Linked DNA regions of Homo sapiens: region 2 is linked to region 1. Evidence: chromatin loops called from intact Hi-C (ENCODE). Cell type or tissue: GM12878. All regions are shown on one strand. Links, peaks and the distances in the headings refer to the core of each region. The heading gives the core; the rest is flanking DNA.

Region 1 (2,921 bases), core at 311-2,810:
TTTTTACTAAATTCCAATTATTTTACTAGGAATATAGAGGAAAAATCTTATAAGAACCCCCAAAAATTTTAAAATTCATACAGGAGCCTACAAAATCTTAATTTTGCCTCCTTTCTCAGCATTCCATTGTCATTCCTGGGCTCTGCTTGTGGCGTTTCTCAAGGCTTTCAGCACTGCAGTCACCACAAAACCATAAAATAGGGACATTGATCTCTATTCCAAGAAACAGAAACAGTAGAGTAAAAAATATAAAAGCAATGTTTTCATCGCTTATAAAAATGTGAGGGACTATTTGGACACGACTCAGGTGAAAATAAGGGCAGAAATAATGTCATATGGGAGAAAGGAAGCTAAAGTGTGGAATCATAAAATAACTTAAAGGTCCTAATCTCCTAGCTTTGCATAGGACCATGAAAGTCAGTATCTGCACCTCGAGCGGAGATGATTTGTCCAAAGTCACCCAGCTTGTTCACCACTGAGTCAGGACCTGAGCATGTGTTTCTGATTTCTGCTTCAAAGTTCTTTCATGGAAGAAGTGAGGTTTTCATGCTATTGAAAGTTTGGGCTGAAAATTACAGTTCAGATCCAATTCCTTAAGCGTCTGCAGGCATGAGAACAGGTTTAGGAAGTTTCTCTCTTTTAAAGCAACTTTGTGTTGGTTTGAGTATAGCTACTATTAGGCTTATGTAACTAATATTTGTCAGGGCTACCTACATGCTTTTGAGATATAAAGACTACTCCTTCCACTAAACTGTCAGAGTCTATATAATTTTTGAAGTGCCACAGAGCAAAGCAGTACATATTTATCTAACGGTGTCTTCACAATTTTAAGTCTGGACTATAGTTTTCAGATTGTCCTCTTTTGTAATAAGGAAGGAAAGGACAACTCGCATAGGCGTTGAGAGCCAGAATTTTAAGCTTAAATGGTTAACTGCGATTAGGTGGGATTTTTTTTTCCTCCATGTGTAAAAACACTGGTTGGCATAAGGCATACATTTTTACACACAAAACTCAAGTTGCAAGTCTATAGGAAAAAATGTGCACCAAAGTTTTCTCAATTGTCACCGTTGCAAACTAGAACTTCTTTACCCTTCTCCTCTGTTGCATTATTCTAGAAAACTTCTAAGTAAAATGCAGGAGCACAACCAATAAGGCGCCTGCCACTTCCTCAGTGGGAAGCGTCATAAGTAGTACTTTCCATTTGAAGCTGATGTCTTAAAATATCTTTGTTTCTAAGTACTTTTGTTTTGAAAGATCTGGGAGGGGGCGGGGAGTGGAAGGGGAGGGGGAAGAATGGGCAGGAGGGGATTTCCCAAGAAGGCCAAATAACAAGAAGTATAATGATGGCTTGCTGTGATGAAAATGGAAAAAAGTTGTAATACATGAAAGAAATATTTTCAACGCAGAAGTAAGAGCCAAACTTCACTGAGTTGAAGGCAGCTGAGAACGCTGTGCCCCTGTGGGATGAGGGAAGGCTGAGGGTGGTTGAGAATTCTCTGTGATGCAATATGGAGGAAGCTGAATGCTGGGGGTGAAAAATGCCCTCTAGCAATAAAGTCCTCCACCTCCTGCCTAACGGGTATGATTAATTCTACATCACACTCAATTTGTGAAAAGAGCTCTTGAAAAAAAATTAGGACGGTTTGCTTGTGCAAACTGTCAAAATGATGAATGAAATAGGTGTGTATGAATGGGGAGGGAGGGGGAGGATTGCTGACATAAATAGATTGGCTTACACATTTTAGTTCTCCCTAATATCACAGCTGTGCAGTCAGGACTGAGACAACTGCCAACTGCAAGATGCGGTTCGTTTTCTTAACTGCATATGTAGTCTTCAGACTACGATACAACAGATTATACAAGAACTGAGATAATCTCATTTCTTCATAAATTGTCTTCCTTCATCAGCTCCATAATATATAACCATGATAATGGGTATTTATAGTGTGTCCCATGCAAAATGGCCTTTGGGTTCTTAACCTAATATAATAAACAGATAATTCAAATAAAAAGACAGCACGGGCCAGTGGGAACAAGGGAAAGAGGCCAAAAAAGACAAAAAATCCATACTCTACTAAAATATATTAATAAAACAAAGGAGGGCCTGCTCTCTTTTCTAGTGAATGAAAAATGCATTTAATTTAATCTGTTTACTTTGAGAAATTATTTACTTTCACTTTCCCTCACACTGGAGCTCTGACTACTCCTGGAACTGATCATCTCTACTAATCACCAAGATTCCTGCCATCAGTTGGCCTCTTTAGGAGGGGCCATTCATGCTTCTCCTAAAGAAATGTATGCTTCTTGTCTTTCCTCGGAGGGCCTCAAAAGGCCTCAGTACCCCATCAGCCCTCACCATTGCTCTGTGCGGAAGTGACCAGTATTAATATGTTTAATATCTTGGTTTATTAACCACAGATTGCGTGACTACAGTCTTCTTGCAAAAGAGTCCAATGAAATACACAAACATTTTAAAATCTCCCTTCACCTCCCTCCCCAAACTAAACACCTCCCCAACTTTGCTCCCTAAGAAACTCACCATTAAACAGTTGAATATGTCTCATTCCATTCCTTTTCCATGCATTTATATGCATATACCTATACACATTCATGCATAAATAGGGGTGTGTGTGTGTAGAAGGCAGAGGAAGTGTAATTTGTTTTGTTTTTCATTAAAGCATAACTTCGGGCACCGTCAGTGTCAATACCTGATGATCTATTTCATTTTGTTTGGTGTCTTTAGAGTATTCCATAGTGTGGATAGGCCACAATTTATGGAATCATTCTGCTATTAAATAATGTTTCAGGCCAGGTGTGGTGGCTCACACCTGCAATCCCAGCATTTTGGGAGGTCGAGGTGGGCGGAACACCTGAGGCCAGGAGTTGGAGACCAGCCTGACCAACATGGCAAAACCCCATCT
Region 2 (2,921 bases), core at 269-2,768, 67 kb after region 1:
GCAGATGAGCCTTTCTGCTGAGGCAATAGTGTGCATGATTCCTCCTGGACCCTTTGGAAAATTGTTTTGTTTGTAGGTTCAAGGCAAGCCTTTAGGGAATGGGGCTGGTTTGAGGTTTGAACTCAGAAGCACAGTCAGCCAGTCTGACACCTAGGTGCAGGTCTGCACTCTCAAAACCACTATCCTAGGTCTTGGGCTCCACCAGGTTTCACAGCCTTCTACCTGAATCTCAGAGACCCAGAAGGAGACTTTTTTCTGTGGATGGGATTCTTACTGAGGGAAGATAAGAGCAAGTGACCCCCAATCCTCTAACTGGCTAACATCACTCCATCCAGAAATAACTTTTTAGTGATCAGGGTCCCTTTGAGGTGAAGCCCTTTAAGCTTAATGAGACCTAAAAGAAAAAGTGATCAGGAGATGACCATTTAAAAAACTACTTCAAATAGAATGCAGTTAGGCTGAAATGAACCAGAAACACTGATTCACTGACCTTCCTGAAATGTAAAACACTTTCTGGAACCAAGTGGATCTTTCTCATTGATTTTTCTAAAGCTCCTTAGGGCATCTTTAGTGCCACATAAAAAGTACTTGCCAAAGGAACCATGTAGTTTGTACTAGAAGCTCTTAAGTGAAGAGTTAATTCTCAAAATAGATTTTGGTTATCTCAGATCGCCACAAGATCAAGTGAAGAATCCCACAGATCTGGCTGGGTGCGGTGTCTCATGCCTATAATACCAGCACTCTGAGAGGCCGAGGCAGGCAGATAACCTGAGGTCGGGAGTTCAAGACCAGCCTGACCAACATGGAGAAACCCCATCTCTATTAAAAATACAAAATTAGCTGGGCGTGGTGGTGCATGACTATAATCTCAGCTACTTAGGAGGCTGAGGCAGGAGAATGACTTGAGCCCAGGAGGCGGAGGTTGTGGTGAGCCGAGATCACGCCATTGCACTCCAACCTGGGCAACAAGAGTGAAACTCCATCTCAAAAAAAAAAAGAAAAAGAAAAAGAAAGAAAGAAAGAAAAAGAAAAGGAAAGGAAAGAATCCCACAGATCTCACAATCTTTTTTCTGTCAAATTTTAGTCATTCACTCATTCATTCAGCTAATGTAGCACATATTAACTGAGGCTCCAGTTAACTTGTTAGGCAATACTTATGCCTTCATGAGTGCTCTATCACTTTTTAAAATTGAAACAGAAATAAGTAGATATAAGTAGATTAGAACATGTATCCATTCATCCACATTATCCATGCTGAGACACTTTAAAGCCAAAATTGGGTTTTTTAAATTTTATTATTTATTTATTTATTTTGCCTACGTGGTCATGTCTGATACCTGTTTGGGTAATGATTAGAACATAGTGACAGATGTAGAAATATGACTCAAAACTAAACTGGGGCAGCTTTCCCAAAAAAGTAACTGAAGACTGTGTTCAAGCCTTGCATATACATAGACACCTGCTATATTTGCATAGCCCAGGCTTGCAGGAAACTCTAATCAATCATTTTCTGTGTGTAGAATTATTCAACCAGAAAACCATTACTTATTTCACCAGAAAAATTTTGTTTTTTCATTGCTGCTAGATTAGTTACATCCCATCTCCCCACTTCCCTCTCTTCATCAGCAAACAAAGTTTATACCAAATTATATGGATCAATGTCTCAGCCTATAAGAAATTTTGGTTTATTTTTAAATTTTCAAAAAGGTGGATTCTTTCATTTCTTTTGTTAATGTGCAATAAAAATTCTATCTTCTCTTACATATTTCTTTAATTATATTTATTGAGTGTTCTTCACTGGGCCAGGTGCTAGAAAATTTGTAAACAAAAGGAGAGAAATATTGATTAAATAATCATTAAAAAGTAAGCAATTACAAATCATGATGACTGATAAGAAGGAAAAGTAGAAGTTGCTACCTGGAAAGATAAAAAGGGGGAACCTGATAGAGTTGTGGGATTGGGGGGGTTGTGGGTCAATAAAGAAGCAATGATTGAGCTGAGATTTTAATAAATAGACATTAACTTAGAGGAAGTTCAGAGAGGGGGATCAAGAGAGAGATGAGAACGTTGCAGGCAAGGAAAAATAAAGTATGTGCCAAGGCCCTGAGGCAGGAGGGAGACTGCGCGTTGAAGGACTGAAAGGTTTAAGAGAATATAGGAAATACCTGAGAAAATGGCCAACTAGAAGTAGCTAGTGTGCACTGCTCTCACAGAAAGGAATGGAAGGGGTGCATAAATACAGCATTTTCAACTGATACATCCAGGTAAATGCATTGGGTCTAATCAAAGAAACAATTCAACCCACAGAGAATCGAGAAAAGCAAGGCAGGTTGATAGCCCACCCAGGAGTAACACAGAGCCAGGGGAACCTCCTCTACCCAGGGAGGTGGTGAGTGAATGTGTGACCCCAGGAACCCATGCTTCCCTCATGGATCTTTGCAACTCTTAGGTCAGGAGATCCCCCTGTGAACCCATGCCACCAGGGCCTTCAGTCTGGCACAGAGCTCTGGAGTCTTGGCAGAGCAGCCACTCAGGCACATGCAGAGACCTGGGAGCCTTAGATACCCAGGCTTTCTGGGCTTCCCAACAAAAGCAGCTGCAACTCCAACAAAGTGGGAGGTTAGACCCCTGAATATATCCCTAGGAAGGGAACTGAATCAAAAGGGCTGAGCAGCAACAGCCTGCAGACCCCACTTCCATGGCACCTCGCGGGATAAGACCCACTGGCTTGGAACTGCAGCCAGCCACCGGTAGCAGTGTTACACCTCCCTGAGATGGAGCTCCCAGAAGGAGGGGCATGCCACCACCTTTGCTGTTCGGCCAACTGAGACATTCCAGGTTTCTAGCTTTGGAGAGTCTGAGGTAACCAGGGGCTGAAGTGGGTCCCCAGCACAGCGCAGCAGCTCTATGAAAACATGGCC

What was found. Peaks named below come from ENCODE experiments on the same cell type or tissue, not always from the same donor. Only the 100,000 strongest peaks of a DNase experiment are listed, where the experiment ranks them.
Region 2: a loop joins it to region 1, with 6 times the contacts of the local background. A loop is called at or near these places in 2 of 110 quality-filtered maps.

What each region holds. Positions count from the first base shown.
Region 1 is chr6:155,416,936-155,419,856 of GRCh38, reverse strand. The region is part of intron 10 of NOX3 (NADPH oxidase 3); the gene reads left to right. Among named protein-coding and RNA genes, the nearest start is that of NOX3, 37 kb to the left of the region's middle. RefSeq lists enhancers at 1,246-1,305, 1,406-1,555. In GM12878, for the core only: no CTCF peak of the experiment used is centred there; a DNase peak (open chromatin) is centred at 1,476; H3K4me3 peaks cover 1,354 bases; H3K27ac peaks cover 2,108 bases.
Region 2 is chr6:155,350,030-155,352,950 of GRCh38, reverse strand. No RefSeq gene overlaps it. Among named protein-coding and RNA genes, the nearest start is that of TFB1M, 37 kb to the right of the region's middle. In GM12878, for the core only: no CTCF peak of the experiment used is centred there; DNase peaks (open chromatin) are centred at 1,152 and 1,410; H3K27ac peaks cover 2,361 bases.